Linked DNA regions of Homo sapiens: region 2 is linked to region 1. Evidence: chromatin loops called from intact Hi-C (ENCODE). Cell type or tissue: mammary epithelial cell. All regions are shown on one strand. Each heading gives the region's core, and the rest is flanking DNA. Links, peaks and the distances in the headings are about the cores only. Region 1 has its middle 110 kb from the start of CYRIA. Region 2 overlaps VSNL1 (visinin like 1).

Region 1 (12,305 bases), core at 2,595-10,594:
TCACTATCATCCCACAGGCCATGACAAGCCACACAGCCAAACTCAGTGTCAGTGTGGGGAAAGTCACCCAAGAGCATGGATACTAGGGAGAAATTACCATGGCCATTTTTTCATGCAATCTAGCACACTGCTTTTGTCAGACTGTGTTCATTTATTCATTTACTCAGCCAACTTTAGGAAGTGCCTCTGTGGCCAGGCTTATTCTGGACAGAAGCAGACTTCGGTCTATAGTTTCCAACCTAACGGGAGAGACAAGCACATGAAAATATGGGCCATGCATCATTGAGTATCATGTGAAGGGGGTGTCCTAGTCAGCTGGGGCTTCTAAAACAAACTACCTTAGACTCAGAGGCTGTGAACAACAGAAATGTATCGTTCACAGTTCTGGAGGCTGAGAAGTCCAAGATCTAGACATGTGTAGGTTCTGTGTCTACTATGGGCCTGCTTTCTGATTCATAGATGGCATCTTCTTACTGCGTCCTCACAGGATGGAAGGGTTGAGGCGCTTGGGCCTCATTTATAAGGACACTAATCCCATTCACAAGGGCTCTACCCTTACAACCAAATCACCTCTCAAAGCTTCCACCTCCTAATACCACCACTTCAAGGATAGAATGTTAACGTGTGAATTTGTGGGGAGACACAAAGATTCAGTTCATAGCAAGGGGTAAATAAATTTCCCAGGTAGTCTAGACAGCCAAGAGGTTCCAGCAGGAAAAGCTCGTGAGGGAGGTGACATTTATCTGGACCATGAAGAATGGGTCTGAGAGAAGGAGTGACATCAGTAGGCTACCTTCCAGTTCCTTGCCTGAAAGCGGGGACCAAGCTCTTAACTTTCCTGTAGATTCAATGGCTTTACAAGCTTGCACTCTCGTGTTTAATACCCTGCAAGTTTCTAGAGCCCTCTTCTTTTAGAAATTGTTGAGTTTCTTGTTTCACTTTCCAGCTACATTATCTTGGCACCTGGGATGTTTTCCAGGCATTCAGTTGGTGGAAATCGAGGAGGGAGGAGGAGTACAATGTTTTAAGTAAATTGTTGATCCCTGAGTTTCTAACTGTAACTCAGGTCCAGGAAGACCATTTCCAAAAAAAAGGACATACCAGAGCAAGATGAGCCAGGAAAGTGTTGATTCCAAGGAGGAAGAGATAAAAATCAACAGAAAGGAGATACTCAGGAGATACTGGAGTCAAGGAACAGCAAGAGTCAAAACTGACTCTGAGATTTCTCACTGGGAATAGGACACAGGGGGAGCCATTGACAAGGCAGGAGGGTGAGGCAATAAGCCTGGTTTGGGATGTGCTGAGTTTGATGTCTTTGTGTCACATACAGAGGAGCTATCTAGTCTGTTGTTGGACATTTACATCTGGATGGTGGGGAAGGTTGGAGACTGGATCAAGAATCTTCAGCAAGGGAGATGGGTGGGGAAATCATGGGTCCATGTGAGATAACCAGGAAAGGAAGGATTTACCAAAGAAAGAAGAGAGAAAATAAGGAGTCTTCTAAGTAGCAGAAGAGACAGAAAAGGGACAGAGGGAGGGAAGCACTAAATATAGTAGCTAATGCATCATCATCACACATCTGTCTAAAACCAGCCATGATTGCACATCAAAAGCTCAGGGTTGGAACATCATGAGTAGAGAAACTATGTTAACTGTGATTGAGTAAGATTTCCTAAGCTTTTAGAGTATGTTCTCTTCTGGCTGTGAGTGGCGGCATGGTGCGACGATTAAGAACACTGACTTTGAAATCAAAACTGTGAATTCAAGTCTTGGCAGTTCTCCGTGACCTTGGGCAAGTCCCTGAGCCCTTCTTTGTTTTCTTGGTAAAGTGGGGATGGCTCCCACCTTGGAAGGTTATCCTGAGGGTTACTGGTGTTAATGTAAGTTAGGTCCTGAGACCTGCATCTGACATAGAATAAGTGTTGTGAAAGTGTTAGATATTTATATTTCTGGATATACACCCAGACGGAAAGAAAATGATTGGAACATTGTGCCACCTCATGCACGGTTTGGATAAAAATGGCCAGGATTCTTGACTACACAACGGATGTTCCAATCAAGATGGTTGAACAGACAGGGACTCAGGGATTCATGGCACGTGCTGGCTGGGTGAGGTGGAGGTCACAGTAATATGGGGAGAGATCTATGTGGTGCAAATAAGGTGACATACATGGAGTGTGCAGGCTGGAGAACTGGCGTCTCTCAGGCTGAAGGCAAATGCCAAGTGCAGCTAGGTTTGTAGCATTAACCAGACATTGGCTGAGGTGGCAAAGAAATTAGTCACGCAGGACAATGGAGCCCCTGCAGTGCAAATCGCACATGACTTGATGCTATAAACGAAAGAAACAGAGATGATGGATTTGAAGATACTCTGTGTTGACTGTGTTCATCTGCTTCTAGACACCCTGGAGGGCTGACTACCTCTGCCTTTTTCATGCAGGGAAACTCTGTGAACACTCCGCAGAATTCTGTAACAATTACATTGCAGGGAGTGTATGGAAATGTAGTCTCTAATGAAGGCCGCAACTGACATGCAATGTCAGTAAGTGCTGCTGAGCACTACTCCTTGAGACTTTATCACACACACACACACATACAAACACACACACACACACCTACAAACACACACACACACACACACACAGTGTTACAATGATCTCTCTCTCTCCCTTTTAATTTGTGCATCTGATTCCGCATTGCCAGTGGGATAGAGTCCCCCGCTTAGTATGGCATTCGAGGCTTTCCATGATTCAGCCCCACTCTCCTTTCATTCCCCAACTCCTGTGATTTCCTCAGCTCTGTCCAGCAGCTAAATAGATGCCAATTCGTTTCTTGAGCATGTCACAAATGCTTATACTTAGCTACCTTTAATAATTTGTTTATTTAATACATTTTGAGGAAGCCAATTAATTTCTTCACCTTTTAATTTAATTTTTGGTAAAACAGATACAGTAATACATATATAATGCTAGGCTTTGTAAGGAAAGTACTTTAAATATAGGTGTCTTTCTTATATCACCAAACGTACTGTAAGCACTTAATAAAAATAAGTAATATTTATTTTATCATTATTTCTGTCATCAACAAAATTGTTGTTAATTGCAAGAGTTTTCAATTATTATGAAAGTTAGGAAAATATAAAGAAGAAAATTAAAATGTCTCCAAATTCTATCTTTCTGAAATATTCTGATCATTTTCTCAATCACATATATAAAGAGATCTTTCCACAAATTTGTGAGTTCATGCTGCATATAATTTTTGTAGTTGATGTTATTGTTTTAGAGACAGAGTCTCACTCTGTCACCCAGGCTGGAGTGTGATGGTGCGATCATGCTCACTGTAATCTTAAACTCCTGGGCTCAAGCAATCCTCCTGCCTCAGTTTCCCAAGTAGCTGGGACCACAGGTGTGCACCACCATGGCTGTCTAAGTTTTTACTTTTTGTAGAGATGGAGTCTTGCTATGTTGCCCTGACTGATCTCAAACTCCTGGGCTCAAGGCACAATCCTCAAAGTGCTTGCTGGGATTACAGGAGTGAGCCACTGCATGTGGCCTAATTTTGCTCCCTGATTTTTTCACACAGAATTATATCACAAATATTTCTTTATGTTACTAAAAGTTTCTCAAAAATAATATTTTTAGCTATTTTTATTCTACTTAATAGATTTACTTATTTACTTGATCAATCCCCAAAAGTTGACTACATAGGCTCTTTTGAAAATTTTCTGCTATAAATAAAGCTGTGATGTGTATACTGTTCAAGAGAAAAAAGAAAAAATTTCTTATGCTTTTAGTATTCCCTTTGGATGAATCTTAGAAATTGAATTAGTGGATTAACATGTATGCACATTTAGAAGCTGTTTATACATCCTGGAAACTTGTTTTTATAGACTTGACACTGATTTTACACTCACTCCCTACCCCTGGCAGGGTTTAAAGATCCCTTCTTGCTCCCTCTCCTCCAGCCCTGAAACCTTGGGAGGACATATATTCATACTTGGAAATTATAACCAAGAGCCTTGCCTTTTATGAGAGCAGAGATTAGCCCTTCCAGATGCACGGACAATGGCAGTGACTGAAAATTCTTAAGTTGCAGCTTCCTACATCCCTGCCAAGGATCCTCTTTTCCCCAGGTGGCCCTGCCCGCAGCTTGCATAACTGATGCTGGATTGTGATGGCCATGCAATGGTTAAGAGTACGGGCTCTCAGCCAGATTGCTTGGATCAAATACCGACAACATCATTTCCTCATCCTGGGACCTCAGGGCATAGGGCATCTTGCACAACCTATGCACTTCAATTTCGTCATCTGTCAAATGGGGATAATCCTGGTATCTCCCCTATATAGAGTTTGTGGTAAGAATTATGAAAGCAAATAAATTGCCTCGTTTAAATATGGAATGATTAGAACAGCTGCATTTTCTTGAGTTCGGTTATTTTGTTGCTCGGTTGAGACTCCTGAAAATTGCCGCAACAGAATGACTTTCTAATGGCGCACCCTTGTCACAATAGCTGCAGCAGTAGACGAATGTCACAAGCCAAACAAATTCCACAACTGATGAACACAAAAATTGCCTGCTATCAGACAGGCTGTGCAGTCCTGGAAGGAGAGGCACCTGTGGCAGCTCTGTGGCAAGCCCCGTTCCACTGCTCTTTGTTCCATGAAGCAAGGCTCAGGTTCTAAAATTAAACCCTTCTCCAGTACCCCAAACTGCCATGTGCATTTGAGGGTTTTTCTTCTGATCTCATTACCATAGTTACACCTCGAAGAGTAAAAAATATATGGCTGCAGCTTTTGTGAAATCAGGCCCACTTTCCCTTGATTCTGGCCCCGCTGTTGCAAAGCAGCTGACGGCTGCTCCCCAGAGGAGCATACAGAGATAGCATGTGGAAGACTGCAGACTGGGGAAGGCCTGCCTGCGCCCAGGATGCACATCAGCTTCCTAGCTCAGAGATCTAACTCTGACTGGCAATGAGCCCTCTGATATGACAGTCAGCCACTGGCATGGTCTGACACAGGAGTTATTTGGTAGCATGCGATGGTGGGTCTGCAGCCACGCATGAAGACGTATCTGTCAGTCAGACCCAGAATGCAAGCCTTGCCCTAGGGTCCAACAAGGACACAGACACAAAGAACAAATGCCTGAAGGCAATAGGAAAGACTGGGGCTTGGGAGGCTCTAAAGGAGCACTCCTCCTCCCCTTCCAACTCAATCTCTGAATCACTAAGATACAGAAATAAGAATCAAGCAGATAGAAACCTTTTTATTGATAAGGTGGTTTGAAGAGTTTGACCTAAGTCTACGGAAATGTGGGCTCCTGAATACATCACTAGACAGACTGATGCCATCAGTGTAACACTGGAGACCGCAGGCCCCTTCCTGGCTCCACAGAGACTCTTACCAAGAGGCTCCCAGAATCTGTGCTCCCTGCAGGCAGGAAATCCCAGAGAAAGGGTGGAGTTGAGCATGCCTTGCTTTCTTCCAAACTCACCATTAAAAAGAACTTGCTCTTCCAAAGGAGTTTATTAAGAGGTCAACAGTTTTACTTTAGCCCAGGGGTCTGCAAACTTTTTCTGTAAAGGATCAGATAGTAAATATTTTAAGTTTTGTGGGCCACATATCATGTGTTGCATAGTCTTTCTTCTTTTCCCCCACAGCCCTTTAAAAATAGTTTGAAAACAACCACACACACACACAAAAAAACATTCTTAGCTCATGAGTCATGAGCCAGACCTTGGGCCATTCACTTCTCTCACCTCTTCCTATTCAAATTGGGGTCCCTGAACCCACAGCATCCGCATCACATGACAGGTGATTAGAAATTCAGAGTCCCAGGTTCCATTCCCAACCCACTGAAGCAGACTCTGCATTCAGCTTGATCCCAAGTAAAAATCACTAATCTGGAAAATTTCACGTGAGGAGTTGGGAACCAGTGTTTTTTTCTAATAGCAAAAGCAAAAATAAGACAACAAAAAATTCCATGGAAACTTGTAGGTACTGAATGAAGTTCCCCCTTGGCAAGTTATCCATATTTTTGTCTCAACACATATTCCAAGCTGCCTGAAAATAGACTTTCTCTGTGTGGCTGTCTCTCTCCCTCTCACCAGATACAGAACTCCTGGAGGATATGGAACCTGAACTTGCCTTCCTCTGAGTTCTTAGTTTCTTGGACTTCTGTGCACAGGGGAAAGAGCAGCACAGGGACTTTCTGTGTTTGCTTTACTGGGAAAGAAACCCCTCCATGTCATTTGCTATTAATCTTTTGAGGCCTTAGTTACCTTCTCTGTAAAATGAAGCTCTAAATCTCTTTCTTCCAGGAGGTTGAGAGGATCAGACTCTGCACATAAAGGGCTTCTCCCAGTGCCTGGCTGGTAACCAGTACTTAGCAAGCAACAGCCATTACAAGGGCAATAGGTCTTGCTTGCACAAGGATCCCTGAGAAGGTCTGTGGCATTACACTGGGAAGAGCACTCTAACAAAAGGGGCTGCAGAGCCACTGGGGCACAGGGAGTCCCCCCCAATATACACTCAGTCCTGGCACGGGCAGCTGACATCCGCAAAACAATGATCTCAAGTCCTTCTCCAGAGGTAGGAATTTTGGGGGTACAATTATTCAATTACCAGCATGGCTAAGTCACACAATGGTACCAGAGCCATCTATCATTCCTCATATGACAAAAGTAGCAAGACGAAAAAGCACCAAGACTGAGAGGCTCAGCCCTGTGCCTGCTACGGCGTGTCTTGTTGGGAATGAGCACCATCTCCTGGACACAGTTAGAAACACGTCGAAGATTATCAGAGAATCATTTCCCAGACACCTGAGCCAATGTTCATTAAATGACTCAATGACTCTCTCCAAGAGGAAAAAAAAAAAGAAGAAAAGAAACTGACCATCTAACTAAATATGTGTGATTTATCGCTAAGTTGCATGCATTATAACTTCAGTATATTATTCACTGAATGTAAAATATAGCTATTAATTCAATCAATTCTTCAATAAATATTATGTAGTGAATTGATTGAGTTCCTGGCATGTGCCATGCATTATGTAAGGGGGGTTGAGGGTAACTGGGGCAGGTTGAGAAGATAATGTTTAAATATGACCTGAGGAGGTGACAGAGTCAGGCACGTGGGTGTTTACAGTTCAGGCCCCCGGTTACAGGACACAGCCAGCGCAAAGGCTCTGAGCAGGGTGTGCCTGCCATGTTTGTGGAGCAGAGGAGACCTCTGTGGCTGCAGTGGAGTAAGCCACCCCTGAGGGAAGAGAGGAAGTCAGAGAGGACACAGAGGGACAGATCGCATTGGGCCTTAAGGACTTTGACTTTAACTGGGTGAAATAAAGTCATCAGAAGACTTTGAGAAAGGTGTGGCTTAACCCTACTGATGTTTTAAATGTATCCTTTGTGCCTGTGAGAGAAGATGAATACTGTGGGGCAGGGGGCAAGGGCAGAAGCAGAGCCCAGTCAGGAGCTACTGCCTTTATCCAGGTGAGAAATGGGAGGGGCTCAGAGCAAGGGGATGCTTGTGCCATTGCTGATGCCACACCCATTTCATTTTTTTTTTTTACATAGTGGATGAGATAAAAAATATAATTACAAGTTCTAATGTTTGTTTGCACCCTAATGGATCATGAGAGCAGGCTGCACTGGAGATCAAACATCCAGGCATTGGGAAGTATTGCCTTCGATCAAATATTAAACACCTGCGTATCAAATAGTGAGCGCCTGTGTCAATAACCTCTCATACCTTATCATAGGGAAGGCTCCATTTTGGAAATTTCAGCTTTAGAATGGACCCCAAAGACCTGCACTTTACAAGATGCGTAGGCAACTTGAGGACATACATGGGAAAAAAATGTTCAAAGCACAAGAGTACAAGGGAGCTTTCTCTAAGGTCATCCAATTCCCCTGTCCCCAGAGGTGATCAGCTGCAGAGAGCAGAAAGGGGCCCACAGAGCTGCAGGCACACTTTTGCATCTATAGCAGCGCTCATTCTTCCTGCAACACCTGTGATACTGGCAGGTATATGAAGGCAGGTGGGGGAAGCCCATTCTTGACAACTTGTAACACTGATGCAATGATACTATTAATGATCTCACATCCTGTATCTGCATAAGTGGTCCCCAAACCTGGCTGTCCATCAGAATCCCCTGTGGATTCTGGAGGATCTGTGCTATTTAAAATACAGACTTCCTGACCCATCCCTGACAGCTTTGCAGCAGAATCTCCATCAGGCATAGCAGATACTCTGCACTTACTGATTAGACAAAGATTCAAGGTGATTTTGATTCAAGTAGTGCATTTAGAGGCCACGTGGTTGCCTATCATTTTTTCTTTTCTTTTTAATTCTTCTTTATTCCCTTCTTGTCTTCCTTCCCTCCTCCTCTCCTTCCTTCCTTCTTCCCATTTATCTTTTCTACCAGCAAACACTTCCTAAGCATTTGCTGTGGGCCAGGTCCTGTGCTACGTTCAGGGAGCACAGAGCTGAAGCTGACATCCTCCCCTGCCATCTAGGAGCACACTGTCTCCTGTGACTGGTCTTGGAGATGGGGATGAGACAGTATCATTGTCATGGGGAGAAGAGGTGCTGGGGAGAGGAAACATGAAGCTAACAGTGCAATTACTGTTTTCATAAAACAAAATATAGAAAACTAAGCTCGACAGTTTTTCATAATTAAAAAGAAAAAAGAGTCAGTTAGAATTATAGGGTCATGCTTTTTGAAAGGATGAGAAACAATGAACTATGTAACCTATGTCTCCTGTGATTGAAACATTCCTTCACTCACTGCAATGTATGAAAACATTTCTTATATTAAAGGCCCAGATCAAACACGACCTGTGGCCTGAAACCTTCCCAGATATCCCCATCTAGAAACAACCTCTCTCCTTCCGGAGCCCCAGACCTCTCTCTCTCATCCAGTTATGATAGCAATGCGGGGTATGCCTGTGCCTCCCCTGTCACCCCCAGGGGAGACTCCCTGGAGAAGGAGTTGCCTTGGTCCCAATACTGCACATCCACAACACCTAGCATGCTTGGTATACAGCAGGCCGTCAGAGCGGTGGCGATTTGAGCTCCACCTGCTTTCAGAGCTCCACCAACTGCTTATTCAACCAGAAATAAGCATCTGGTTGAATCCAAACACCACCACCACCAACTTTAGAGTTGGGCTTTTTTCAGCCTATGCCCAGGATACCTTTGGATCCAAAACTCAATCATCCCTCAGTAGAGACTGTAAGTAAAGACTGAAACAGTGACCCTGAACCACAACTAGAATGAAAATTCTTACTGGAAGCCACCTCTGTGTTCCCCAAACATTTTTTCCTTCCAGAATGTAACCCCTTAGGAGCCTGTGCTGTCATTCCTTTTGCTGCCTCTGACAGATACACCTTCAAGGGCAGGGCTGGTCCCTGAGCAGCCTCTTCCCCAGGCTTGACTCAGTGACTTCACAGAGCAGGTTTTCCATATGCAGACCATCTTCATTATTGACAGATTGCATATTTGCAAATTTGTCTACTTGCACAAATTTACTTGTAACCCCCCAAATCCACCCTTACAGTGATGTTGTGTTCATTCATGGACTAGAAGAGAGTTGAAAAAAAATGTACCCCATTCAATGCGCCTGTTCCCAGCTGAGGTTGAACAAGACACCCTCCCCTTCTTATTTCAGCTTTCAAACTATAAACAAGTGTCTTTTGTGTGTGCGGTCTATTTAGTGCCTTTTTTTTTGTATTTTTCGTGCTTTTTGTTCATAATTTTGCTGTTTAAAATGAACTCCAAGCATGGTGCTAAAGTGTCGTTTAGTGTTCCTCAGCGCACGGAGACTGTGATATACCTTTTGGAGGGAATACATGTTAACTAAGCTTCGTGCAGGCATGAGTTACAGTGCTGTTGACTGAGTCCCATACGAATGAATCAACAACAAGATACATCCAGAAAAAGGAAGAGGAAATTTGCAGATCCACATGCGAGGCTGCTCCAGAAGGTGTTGAAGTAGCATGTAGTCCATAGTGCATGATGAAGCTATGGAAAAGACGGGGAAGTGGCTAAATGGATGGATTCATGAGACGACAACTAATTTAAAAATAATTGAAAAGGGGACAGCATTGTTGTGAGACTGAAAGCCAAACAAATTTATGGTCAGATAACCCACGGTCAGGAAAATGTTAAACTCTTCTTGGCTGGTGCTGGCTGGCTCACATGATTCAAAAGGCAATGCAGTGTGAAAAATGCTCAGCTTGCAGAGGAGATGCATTTCTGCAGATCAGGAGACTATGGAAGAATTTTAAAAACACCTGCTAAGTATTATACAGGAAAAGGGCTAAGTGGAAGAGCACAATTTTCAGCACTGATGAGACTGGCTTGTTTCACAAGAATAATGTTGACAAATAAACCTATATAAAGCAAATTTCCCCTTGAAGCAATAATTCAGTACCCACAAATGCATGTTCACGGTATCTTTATAGAATATGACTATCAAGAATAATGAAAATGAACTACATATTTCTGAGTGCAAACGTGAATAAGTCCATCCATTTCTGGATGCTGTAGTAGATTGATTGGGAAATAGACCGAATTTTCCCCCCTTTCTTTACTTTGTGACTTTACAAGTTCTTCCTCTAAGAGGTAGAGTCTATTTCCCCACTCCTTGAATCTGCACTGGTCTGTGTCTTGCTTTGGGGACAGAATGTTGGAAAAGTGATGTGGTGCCATTTCTGAGGCCAGGCTTCATGAAGCCTTGCAGCTCTCTCTCTCTCTCTTCCTTTCTCACCCCTGAGATCTTCATAAAAACATGCCCATGGAACAGAGGCATCCTCAATCAGCCAAAAGCTTGCCTACCACCGGACAAGTTAGTAAGCCTTGGTTCAAACCACAGCTTGCCAAACAAACTCACCAAGATCAGCAGAACAAAACCACTCTGTTGACCTGTAGACTCATGAGCAATAGTAAATGTGTCTTCTTTTAAGACTTTACCTTTAGGGCGCTTTGTTACACAGTATTAATGTGGTAATAGATAACTGACATAGATGCTGAGAAACTATCTCGAATTTCTTTGATATTTTGTCTCAGATGTAACCTACAATCACATTTTAGGGAGACTAGAGGAAGAGGCAAGATTAGCTTCGATTCTCAAGTATTTTATGATCCTAAGTTTTTGTATGTGTTGGATCTGGTTTTCTGTAATAGTTCCTATTGCTCAGGCCTTTATTGCAGCTAGGATGACAGGGAACACACCTCATGTCAGAAATAGGTCTTGGTGGTGTCATCCTAGTGAATAAGCAATTAACTTACATGTTTCAGAAAAATATCTGTGCACATAGTCCCCCGATAGGCTTATAGTTTAGATAAGTAACACACATGTTTCTTCAGTAGTGAGCACCTGTTCAACAATCCTATGTGTGTGACCCCAGGGCATTTTTATCTCTGACAACGGTAAGCTAAAGGAGTTCAATTTTGTGGTATGAATTTATGTGCCATGAATTTAACTGAGTAATTATTCATGCTTGTTTTTTTTTCTGTCAGAAGCCCTGAAATGCCCCAGCTTTATGATGTAATTTTAGTGAAATTAGACTTGAACATCTCAAAGTTGTGTAATTAATTATATTCAGCTTCAATAAAGATCACTAATTGATTCAAGCCACCAGCAGGACACCTGGAAGTATCAGTTACACATTACGAGTGGCCTCATGGGGCCTAAGTGTGATAGCTAATTAGATTTCCACATTTTTAAAAAATTAAATTCTGTTTGCCTAGGGTCAGAGAGTTTACATTTAGTTCACAGTTGAATGTTTAATGCCCAGCTTTAAGTTAATATTCATTAGAAGACTTAGTATTATAGAACTAAAAATAATTAAGAGCTAAAATGTGTTAAGTATATTTCTGAACCTTGGAAGTAAAAACAATAATTGTGTGACCTTTTAATTTCATCTTAGAGCATTTTATAACAAGGCTGCTTAGGGGTCATGTAACTATTTTAGGAACTATAACTTGGTTTGACTCATTCCCTGTTCATAACTGATAAAGGCTCACACATCTTACCAAGTCGGAGGTTAACTCAGAGAGAATTGATGACATCAGCCTTTGCTATGTGGTTCTGTTGTCATAGACATTTACAGGTGGATGGGCACCAGAGGGTTGGAAAGAAAACATCATAGAGAATGTGGGGCTTTGTAATCGGCACAAAATTTTGAAAGTCAAAATGAAGAAGGAAGAGGCTCCCAAGAGGAGTTACAATATGAGAAATGGCATGGAGGCAGGACGTGAGATATGCACATCAAATCTCCATATGTCTTATTCCTCCATGATTTC
Region 2 (12,305 bases), core at 1,353-9,352, 800 kb before region 1:
CAGTTATCAGTGCCTTCCATCACACAGTGGAGTTGTGTTGTCTACAGCAAAGACCCGGGCCTTCTCATTAGACAAACAAGGTGAGATACTTGCTGAAGCACATCTACTAGCTGGGAAGGGAAATTTACTGAGTTTTTCTTATCCTGTTCATTCAACATTAAATTGTGTATATTAATAACTACCTCAAAATGTTAAATAAAATAATAAATCTATATGACCGATATTTTAGCAGTAATAACAACAGCTTATATGATCAAGTGCTCACTATGTGTTCATGGATTACCTCACTTCTTCTTTACAACCGTTTTATGAAGTAGATACCATTATATAGTCATATTACAGTTGAGGTGAATGAGGCTTACCGAGAAGGTTACACAACAAGAAAATGGTAGAGTTGGGATTTGAACCCTGACAGACCCTTAGCCATTGTAAACTATTCTGTCAGATTAGAGATGAGAAACAAAAAAGTACTTTTCTGTGACAAAAACCGTTATTTCCACATAAGAGCTCATCAGTCTCCCTTTTTCACCTGGGTGCTGCCTTTATGTAACATTTTTTTCCCCAAGTGAGGGAACTCTGGGGTCCCCTGAGGCTTGGTCAGTTATCTCACAGTTGCCTGCCCCTGGTCCCCAGGGCAGATGGGAGAGGACTTGGATGCTAAATAGAAGGGTAGCCATTGAAAGAACAGGGAATGTTTAGCCTGGAGAAACAAAGACTCAAGAGAGGACATTTGAGGTCTCCTCAAATACATGCAGAATTTATGGGCACAAAAATAGACATATAGATCAGCATAACAGAATGGAGAGTCTAGAAATAGATCCAGCTATACAGACTCACTTAATATATGATCAAGGAAGCTTTTCAGAACAAGGGGGAAATAGAGGAAATATAATTTATAAGTGACATAATCACCTCTTGATAGCAGTTCAATAAAAAAAGTAAGAACCATACCATATGCCATCTTTTAAAAAATCATTAACATTTGGAATCAAAAGTTCAATACAAAAACTATCAAAGAAAACTATCAGAAACTGAAAATATAGACAAAAGGTTAATAGCTATGTATGTGTATATAATGTCATGTGCCTCAGAGTGACGGTTCACTCAACAATGGACTATATATATGATGGTGGTCCCATAAAAGTATAATATATTTTTACTGTACATTTTCCATGTTTAGATATATTTAAATATACAAATACTATTGTGTTACAATTGCCTACAGTACTCAGTACAGTAACCTGCTGTACAGGCTTGTAGCCTATAGGCAGGTGTGTAGTAGGCTATGCCGTCTAGGTATGTGTAAGGACTCTCTATGATGTTTGCACAATGATACATTTCTCAGAACATGTTTCTGTCATTAAGTGATGCATGACTGTATTTGTATCTAAAGCAAATACCAGTTATTAAGGAAACCATCAGAGACAGAAGACAGAAATGATTAAAGAGTATGAATAGAAAAGAGTAAACACAAATAGTAAACTGATAGAAGTATGTTTAACCTGATTATTAAGGTCAAGATGGACTCTCTAAATAAAAGCAAAGACAGAAACTATAAAAGATAAGACTGATAGATATAACTACATAAAGATTCACAGTTTAGGGAATCTAAAAAAACAGAAAAAGTAAAAATAACAACATGGGACTATATATTCAACATACGTGTCTTTTAAGTATTAACATTGCTTAAAAATAAATGGGAAGAGGATTATGCTGGCAGGCTGAGCAATGAACATCAATAGAATATGAACAAAATATTAAATATCAATGGCCAAGTTTACACCTACAAATAATCAAATACAGCAAAACTGCATGTTAATATAACCCACCAGAAAACACTAGAAATAAATAATTAAATATAAACTTTTGATTCCAGGGGAAGGTATCTTAAAGAAATAACCCAAGAGGAAAAAGTTACATACAGACACATATTTATTGCATTTTCATTTTAATAATAGTAGAAACTCTAGCACTATAACCATTTCCCACTAGGGAAATGGATAGTAAATCATGGCACATTAACTGAGTGGAACATAAAATTGTGAATGCAATGTTGAAACATGGCAAATTACTTATGATACGCTAAGTGGAGAAAGCAGAGATGCAAAATTAAACACACTCTATAATTACAACTAGTTACTGCAAAAAATGAAGACAATTGTTTTCCTCTCTTGCTGCTTACAAATGAATAAAAAGTGTGGACTATATGCAGAAACCATGTTAAGTATCAGGATATGGAGATGAAAAAGAAATGGCTTATTTCCTATACAAACCAATGACCCAATGAGAGGGACAAATAATATGCAAAAAAATTTATTTTTAAGTTATAATAATGGAATGATAAGCATATTCCTATAATTTACAAGTTTCTATGGTAACAAGTGAATGTTAAATAGAGATCTCTTATAGGTTATCATATTAACTTATATATTAACATATGAGAACTTGTAAAGATATTTGTGAAATCGGGCCGGGCGCAGTGGCTCATGCCTATAATCCCAGCACTTTGGGAGGCCGAGGCAGGCAGATCACAAGGTCAGGAGTTCGAGACCAGCCTGGCCAACATGGTGAAACCCCGTCTCTACTAAAAATACAAAAAATTAGCCGGGCATGGTGGCGCATGCCTCTAATTCCAGCTACTCGGGAGTCTGAGGCAGGAGAATCGCTTGAACCTGGGAGGCGGAGGTTGCAGTGAGCAGAAATCATGCCACTGCACTCCAGCCTGGGCGACAGTGTGAGACTCCATCTCAAAAAAAAATAAAAAAAATAAAAAAAAAGATATTTGTGAAATCTACTTAATTTTCCCTATATAAGGTTGAGAAGGTTGAGGTCCAAAGAGAGTAAGTAGTCTAGAGTGACAAAGGTCGAACTACACTTAGAAAAACAACCAGGTTTCCTAACTCCCACTATTGTGTTATTTCAATTATTTTATGGACTGTCTTCAATGATTTAACCTTCAAATTATTCAGAGGTAGGTAGTCCCTTGTATTTTAAGCTAATGATGGATGCCCTTTTATTCTTATTTTCTCCTGACTTTAGGAATCTGAATTCCTCCTCTGCTTCCCTCCCGGGTTGGGAGGTGACCAGCAACCAGCCTGCATTTCTACCTTCCCAGTACCTGCAATCCAGAAGGAAGAGGTTCAGCTCTTGGCCATCTCCTACAAAAAGTTTAATAGGCTGGGCATGGTGGCTCATGCCTGTAATCCCAGCACTTTGGGAGGCAGGGCAGGTGGATTGCTTGAGTCCAGAAGCTTGAGACCAGCCTGGGTAACATGGTGAAACCCTGTCTCTACAAAAAATACATAGAAAAGAAGAGAAAAGAAAAGAGAGGAAGGAAGGAAAGAAGGGTAAGAAAGCAAGAAGGAAAGATTAGCTGGGCATGGTGGTGTGTGCCTGTAGTTCCAGCTACTTGGGAGGCTGAGGAAGGAGGATTGCTTGAGCCCAGGAGGTGGAGGCTGCAGTGAGCCGTGATCACAGCACTACACTCCAGGCTGGGGGACAGAGTGAGACCCTATCTCAAAAAACAAAGTTTGATAGCTTAGTTTTCATGAAATAACGAAGTCTTCCATAAGTGGCAAGGCTCTTTTCCACATCCAACCCAAAGATTACAGCATGGAAAATGAATGGGCAGAAGAGAAACAAACAAAGGAAAATCCCTGAGTATTCAGCTGGAGCCAGTGACTGGCAAGGATCCCAGGGTGTATGGACACCTTTATTAAACTACTTGTAAAATTCTATGGACTGTATTTGATTGCTTTTTTGAAAGGACTAACTTGAATACGCTCAAAGAATTTTCAGCTGGAATATTAGCTAAAATCTGAATAAGAAAGATGAAGGCAAGAGTTAAATTGGTGACTCATCTGAGAAAGCACAGTTTAAAATATTAGGGGGCAGACACTTCTGAAACCATGGTGCAGAAAGGAGCTTAGCTTTTGTGAAAGAACACAGTGGGTCAGGAAGGAGTGTTTCATGTGATGATAGGGCTAAAAGTGCTGTATTTTGGCCCATATATAATCATTCTCAGGGGTAGAGAAAAAGTTATCTGTTAACTGAACTCTGCTGACTTTTTGATAGAAATATAAAGATCAGGGTGGGGGGGGATCAAAGAAAGACATAGGATAGGATTTACCCAGAACCTACGGGTCAGTTATGACTTGCAGGAGAATAGAATGGGTGTCAGGACAAGCTTCGAAACTTGAAGTCAATGGAAATTACCAGATGCATGAGAAGTACAAAGAAAATGTGAAGTCAAATCCCAGTAAATGGCTTCCTTGCTGCTAAAGTTAGGTTGCTTGTACAAAACGCATGTTTGGCTTTTGAGAACTGCATTCAACCACAAAGCAACTGCTGCCAAGCAGAATCCTAGAATCACTGAACTGAGAGGGAACCAAAATATCCTAGCTTAGATAAACTCTTTCCTTTTCCAGATGAGAAACAGGTCTAGGGAAGACACAAGCTTTCTCTAAGTGTGTAGAAAATATCTGTGGCAGATCTTGTTCCAAAGCCTCATCTCCTGATTCCAAATCCAATATTCTCTTCAGTTGCCACTTTTACCCAAAGTCAATCAACAAAAACACCAAGTAGGTGTCAGAAGAAATGAGCTTACTCATCTTGCAGAGAAGCATAAGGCAATGGAGGATACAATGGGCAGGACCTCATCTCTGTCTCAGTAATTCAGCAAAGCGTCATGAGTTTGAAATCCACAGTCTGAAATTTATGAGTCAGCCTATGTTGCTCCATTTCTTCCCCTAGTTCTAATTAATCAGAAATTCTAATTTCTAACCATGAATTCCTCTTCTGTTCTCCATTTCATTTATTCCACCTCACTTCAGAAACTTTTTTTTTTTTTGCAAAAACTAAGTAGTCTTCCTGTTTGTAGCCTGTACCCTTCAAATTTAGTCTTGACATTGCCTCCATAGTAATTTTACTAGAATAAATATCTGACCATTTCAGGCATTCAATGCCTTACTGATGCCTGAAGAGAAAGTCCCAGTTCTTTTGTAAGACCCATAGGGGTCACCATGATCTTGTTTATGCCTTTCTCTTCAGTTTCATCTCTTACTTCTCCCACTTCATGCTCCCAGACTTAAAACATGAGTAAATTTGCATTTTCCAAAATGTGTCAATAGTTTATCAGGCCTCTGTCAGCATAGTACGCACTTGTCGAATGGCCAAATGAATGAACAAATGAGTCAAAAGAGATTTAATAAAGAAATTTCTTAAAGATATTGGTTACTTTGCTAATTAATCCTCTCTAGTCATAATCTCCTCTGAGGATGAGTACTATGTCTGTCCTGTAGGCTTTTATATGTCCAGTATTTAACAGTTGAATAGATGAATGAATGGATGATGAATGAATAAAACATTGCAGCAGAGATTCATGTGGCTATTATGGAAGGACAGAGAAGACAATCAAACACATTTGTGGGAATTGAGAGAAGCTTCACATGAGAAGCAACCTTTGCAGTGGATGAATAGGGACTGCCAGGCAGGAATGATAGATACAAAGAGATGTGAAAGAGCATGTTATGTTCAGAGATTAAGTAGTAAGAGAATACCACTGGAAAGCCTGAGGTGGGCAGGATAACCTGAGGGAAAGGGTGAGACAGAGTTAGATTTAAATCCCAGCCTTAATTCTCACTACCTGTATGACTCCAATCAAGCTATAGAACCTCTCTTACATGAAGATTAAACATGGAGTAATAGAAATGAATAATGGTTATTGTATGGCATGAAACAAGAGGCTGTCTCCCTTTGCCTCCTTCTTCTTTTTCTTCCTCCTCTTCTTTTTTAGTGTTAATTACTTGTTTTGGCATAAGTATCCTGGGCTGCTCCAGTCACAGTGTAAGACTAGAGACCCCTAGTCTTACACAGATCTAAACCCCAAAACCTCTGCCCTGGATGTTCTCTGTGGAAAACCGGGTCTTATTTACATATCTGTATCTCATTTATCCTACTGCATGCGCCAGACAAATGTAAAATAAAAACAAGTGCCTCCAACTCAGATGAAAATAGGAAGGACCAATGGAAGAAGAAGAAATCCACTTGCTATCTAGTTTCTAAAGTTTTTATTCATCTGCTATCTATATCCAAATAATTTGGCTCCTCCATATCTCTCCACAGAAAGATTGTATAATTTATTGTCCAAAAAGCATACTTTGAGAGTGAAAGGAGGTGCTATTATTTACACCAGGACAACAGGCATTGTTCAGGACTACCTTAAGAAAATCAGGGTGCACGTTCTTTCTACCTCTCCAGCTTTATCTCTTATTACCCTCTCTGTTATTTACTGTGCTTCAGTCATACTCACTTTGTGGTCTTCTCTAACATATTGAGTTCCTTCTCATATTACAGCCTTTATGTGAACTTTTCTCTCTCTCCTTAGAATTCTCTTTTCCTAAGATTCTTTATGGCTGGCTTCTTGCCAGTCAGATCACTGCTCAAATGTGACCTGTCAGGTCTTTCTGGCCTATTTCAACTAGTCTCTCCCATGACACACTCCTAGTGACTATATAATTACCTTGCTTTATATTCTTTGTAGCTCTTAAAATGATCTGAACTTATCTAGTGTATTTGTTAATTTACATGAGTATTTATTGACTGTCTACTTTCACTAGAATGTAAGCTCCAAGAGGGCAGGAACCTGGTCTGTCTTGTTAGCACTCTTTGTACCTAGAATTGTCCCTGGTGCTGAGTAGGTGCTTAATAAATATTTGTTCTATGAATATCTTAATTTTTGATCATTTTTAAAAATAGGCTATCTTGATAGTGATGACTTTTGGTATTAATATATAAATGTGTTCATTTCATATATTAATACAAAGAGGTTGTCTCTGTCAACTTGGTTGAAAGAAACGTCAACTTTAAATTCCTATAGCTACCTTGCCTGCTCATGAGCTCAGTAGGGTTATGCATCACTAGGTAGGGTTCTTAATTATTAGCAACCTCAAGGAAGAACTGAAAAAACAACCTTAAATCAGATTAAAGGCTACAATGTTGTTTAAAAAATTATTATTAGTTGTGTTAGGTTCCGGCTAGATAGCATCCTAGTACCTAAAGGAAAGTGTGGTTGAGGGTTACAAAACACCTAGGGAGGTTGCCTGACCCAAACCATAGCTAAAACATAAGCTCTTGGTATTTTGCATATTTTTAGATCATAAGTCTATTTCTTTCCCTCCTATTTTAAAGTGCTTTGGAGGTTTTTAATCAACCAAGTTTGAAAAAGGGAAATATTACCAGTTTATTTTGGGTAAATTAGTTTTGCCTATTTTTTTTTTGAGATGGAGTCTTGCTCTGTTCCCCAGGCTACAGTGCAGTGGCGCAATCTCGGCTTACTGCAATCTTCGCCTCCTGGGTTCAAGCGACTCCAGCCTCCCACATAGCCAGGATTACAGGCGCCACCACCGCACCTGGTATTTTTAGTAGAATTGGGGTTTCACCATCATGGCCAGGTTGGCCTCGAACTCCTGACCTCATGATCCACCCACCTCGGCCTCCCAAAGTGCTGGGATTACAGGTGTGAGCCACTGCACCTAGCCTAATCTTGCCATTTTTGACAATCAATTAGCCTTTCTAAGGCTCAGTTTCCTCATCTATAAAATTATGATACTACCACCTGACTGAAAGGGCATTTGTAAAATTAGAAATAATGTAGGTAATAAACCTAATGCAGTGGCTGATATAGGAGATGCTTAATAAATAGTATCTACTTTTATGGTTTATTTTCTCAGATTGTATTAATCTGTGTATTCCATTTGCATTTGGAAATAAGTTTTCAAATAATACCAATCCATAGATACTCACACTCAGAAAAATCCTGATGCCAAATACTATAAACCTTTGGTGTTAATAGATTTAATATTTAAATTTTCAGGTATTTCATAATGGGCCTAAATAGCTCATTAAGTCAAGTGGTTTATAAGTTTCTTGGAGCACACGTTCAAAACATGATTGGTATAGGGCTGGTGTGTAGCCCTAATAAGTGATTCTCCCAAGCATCTGCATTTAAGTACAGTTTTGTTAATCTTTATTCTACCCTACGCATGTAGGGAGTCTCATAAATGATTTAAAAACACAGCAAAAACTAAAAAGCTTTGTTTATTTTGTGAACAATGTCCCCCTTAAAAAACACATCTCCTCCTGCTGATAATGGAAGTGAAAAGAGAAGAGGTCAATCTCTTCACTGTATTTCATGAAGAAAACTACCAGTCAGACACTCAATTTGGAGATTTGCAAGATTTCAAAATGTCTCCTTTACATTATGCCAGGTATATAGACTGAGCGGAAAAGATCCTTCATCGAATATTCCAAAATAAAAACTTTAAAACAAGAAATTGGAATCCTGAATTGGAATGCTTACCTAGTTATAGTCTGAGTTTGTACTATTTCCCCAAAGTAAGAACCCTAAGCCAAGAAACATCACGGAACTATTATGGAGCTCTGGCAATTACAAATTCTAAAATGGTCTTAAAGGGATGTTTTCATTACCTGTTTTCAGTAATTTCTTGTTAAAGAATTAAAAATAGAGACTTGAAGATCAGAATAATTAATTATGAGGGATAATGGAATAGAAATTCTAAAAATATAAACTTAATACATTTTTAAATAGAGTTTAAATAATAGTTGAGACACAGATGAAGAGGAAAGAGTAAATTGGAAGTTAGTTCTAATGAAATTATCTGGAATGGAGCACAGTGAGGTAACGGATGAAAAATATGGAAGAGACATTAAGAGATAATGAAGCTAGAATGAGAAGCTCCAATTAATAGCTTCTAATAATGAGAAGCTATTAATAGCTCCAAAGCGAGATAAGACAGAGAGTAGGAGAGAAATTAAACCATGGAGTTTTTCAGATTTGAAAAATTCAGAATAAAACATTTTACAAATTTCAGAGTAGGAGAAATAAAACAAGTCCACATGTGGGCACATGACAATATTTTTTTTAATTTTTAATTTATTTTATTTAATTTATTTATTTTTATTTTTATTTTTTTTTTGAGACAGGGTCTCGCTCTGTTGCCCAGGCTGGAGTACAGTTGTATGATCTCCACTCCCTGCAACCTCAGCCTCCTGAGTTCAAGCAATCCTCCTGCCTCAGCCACCCGAGTAGCTGGGATTACAGGTGCCTGCCACCATGCCCAGCTAATTTTTGTATTTTTAGTAGAGACAGGGTTTCGCCATGTTGGCCAGACAGGTCTCAAACTCCTGACCTCAGTGATCTGCCCATTTCGGCCTCCCAAAGTGCTGTGATTACAGGAGTGAGCCACCATACCTGGCGACAATGAAATTTAAGAACATAAAAGTTGAAGAAAATTATCTTAAAATCTATCAGAAAGAAAATTTTGGTTAACTTACAGGAAGAGCCATTAGTCTAAAGTCAGCCTTCTCATCAGCCACATTTAATGCCAGAAATCAACAGAATAGTTTCAAAATGCTAAAGGAAAAAAAATCAACTAATAATTATATACCCAGTTAAAGTTTATTCAAAATGAGAGTGAGATAAAGACATTTTCAACTGGATAAAAATTAGAGAAAATACTAATTATGGACCCTATTATTAAAGGATGTACTTCAGGACGAAGGACACTGAAACCAGAATGAAGTAGTTGTAAGAAGCAACGATGAGTAAAGAAATAGATGAAAAAAGTTGGTAAACAACAACAAGGGATGTTTTGGGATTAAAAACTAAGGTGCAACAAACATACTAGGATGCAATGACATGAATGATGGGGGTTGTGTTTTGGAGTTAAAACATGCAAGGTCCTTCACTTGTTTAAAGACAACTAAAGATACTGACTGACCTTAAAATTTGTTAAGTAGCCTAGGCAACATAGCAAAACCCCGTCTCTACTAAAAAAATATGTATATACTTGTCTGGCATAGTGGCATGTACCTATAGTCCTAGCTACTGGGGAGGCTGAGGTGGGAAAATCACCAGAGGCTGGAAGGTTGAGGTTGCAGTGAGCCAAGATTGCACCACTGCACTCCAGCCTGGGCAACAAAGTAAGACCCTGTCAAAACAAACAAACAAACAAACAAAGCCGAATTGTTAAGTATACATATTAAAAAGGTAACAAAATAGGTATCAAAACAGTGGTAATTATAACTTCTAGGTAAATAGAAGAAAGGAAGGAAAATAAATAAAACTTAATTCAATAGAAAACAGAAAATGAGGGGAGAGGCCAAAAAATAAGCCTAGCATATATTAAAAATATAATATAAGAAGATAGATGGAATTCTAAATACATTCGTCATCTCAGTAAAATCCAGCTATATGCCATTTGTAAGGAATCATCTAAAAAAAGAATAGACTAATTTAACTTTTGAAAAGAGAGGTAAAATACCTACAAATTATCAAATAGAATCCAGCAATGTATTTAAAATATCACTATCAAGCAGGGGTTATTCCTGGAATGCAAAATGATACATATTAGAAAATCTATTACAGGTATTGACCTTATTAGTAAAGAAGTAAAAAAGCTTTTTATTAGAAAAGCATTCAATAAAATCAGCACACATTAATGATTATTTTAAAAAGAAAAAGAAAACTCTCAATAAATTAAGACTAGAACGAATATCCTTAACCTGATAAAGGTTCATACCAAAAAACCTATAGCAAAGTGACGTTAAAAAAGTGAGACTTGGGCCGGTCATGGTGGCTCACGCCTGTAATCCCAGCACTTTGGGAGGCCGAGGCAGGCGGATCACGAGGTCAGGAGAGCGAGACCATCCTGGCTAACACAGTGAAACCCCGTCTCTACTAAAAATACAAAAAAAATTAGCCTGGCGTAGTGGCGGCCGCCTGTAGTCCCAGCTACTCCGGAGGCTGAGGCAGGAGAATGGAGTGAACTCGGGAGGCGGAGCTTGCAGGGGGCCGAGATCGCGCCACCGCACTCCAGCCTGGGCGACAGAGGCAGACTCCTTCTAAAAAAAAAAAAAAAAAAAAAAAAGTGAGACTCTATGAGACTCTCTTTACATCAAGACCAAAATCATGTAAGATGCCTAGGAATACACCTCATAAAACTGTGGCAAAATTTTATGGAGAAAACTATAGAACTTTATTTTTAAAAATTTGAATAAATTTTAAATATACCTGGAAACCAAATCATCTTATAATGCATCAGTTCTGTTATCATTAGTATAAACACTCAATTCAATTCTAATAAAAATCCCAAGTATATTTTTTATGAAGTTTAACCAAATGAAAAAGCAAAAGGTCAGTAATATTTAAGACAACTTTGAGGAAGACCACGGATAGTGTTCTACTCCATTAAATATCTAAGCTTATTATAAAGCCACACTATTTAATACAGTTTGGTACTGATAAAATAATGGAAAAATACAAAATGGCAATAGAACAGAGAGCTAAACATTTGGGACTTTACATGTGATAGTGGGTGCCTAATACAACAACAGAGAAAGAAAAATATATTCAATAAAACTGTGTTAGGATAACTGAATGTCTACAGGGCAAAAATAAAATTAGATTTCAACCTCACACCAATCTCAAAAATACGTTTCAGTTAGATTAAAACCCAAACTTAACACAGTATTTTAAATCATGGTAAGAGGTTGATAAATCCAACTATCTCAAAATTTAAAATTTTGTTTTTAAGACAAAAGCAACCATAAACAAAGTTAAATAAGTGACAGACAAAGAGATAATATCTGCAATGTATATAACAAATAGTTTGCATTCAGAATTTATAAGGAATTCCAAATGATGGATAAGAAAAAGACAAACAATCCTATTAAAAAATAGGCAAGGCCTGTGAATAAGTAATTTACAGAGAAGAAAACCTAAATGGCCACTAAAGATTAAGAAAATGAAAAATTATGAAGGACCATTTTATATAATCAGTTTGATTTAAAAATTTAATATTATGATACCAAATGACTGCAAAGATGTAGAGCAATATGAATTCTTCTAATATACTGCTGGTGGGAATATAAATTGGTATATTTTCTGTAGAGAACAATTTGGCAGTATTTAATACAGCAGAAGATGCATATAGAGCATGATCTGGCAATTCCATTTCACTATATATCTCACATATATATACAAGAAGCCATGTGAAAAAGATGTACACTCTAACTTTGTAATAGCAAAAAAAGAAAAGATAACTAAATGTTCATCAAAAAGGGAATAAATAACAAGATATAGTTGCATGATGAAATACTGCTGTATAAGTCTGTTCTCACGCTGCTAATAAAAACATACTAGGGACTGGATAATTTATTAAAAAAAAGAGGTTTATTTGACTCACAGTTCAGCATGGCTGGGGAGGCCTCAGGAAACTTACAAT

What was found. A loop is a pair of places that touch in the nucleus more often than their neighbours do. Peaks named below come from ENCODE experiments on the same cell type or tissue, not always from the same donor. Only the 100,000 strongest peaks of a DNase experiment are listed, where the experiment ranks them.
Region 2: it touches region 1 in a loop (31-fold over the local background); 8 of 110 quality-filtered maps call a loop at or near these places.

The regions. Positions count from the first base shown.
Region 1 is chr2:16,767,716-16,780,020 of GRCh38, reverse strand. No RefSeq gene overlaps it. Among named protein-coding and RNA genes, the nearest start is that of CYRIA, 110 kb to the right of the region's middle. In mammary epithelial cell, for the core only: a CTCF peak has its summit at 6,755 (motif pointing left); a DNase peak (open chromatin) is centred at 6,750.
Region 2 is chr2:17,565,998-17,578,302 of GRCh38, reverse strand. The region is part of intron 1 of VSNL1 (visinin like 1); the gene reads right to left. Among named protein-coding and RNA genes, the nearest start is that of VSNL1, 31 kb to the right of the region's middle. In mammary epithelial cell, for the core only: a CTCF peak has its summit at 5,018; a DNase peak (open chromatin) is centred at 4,672; H3K27ac peaks cover 871 bases.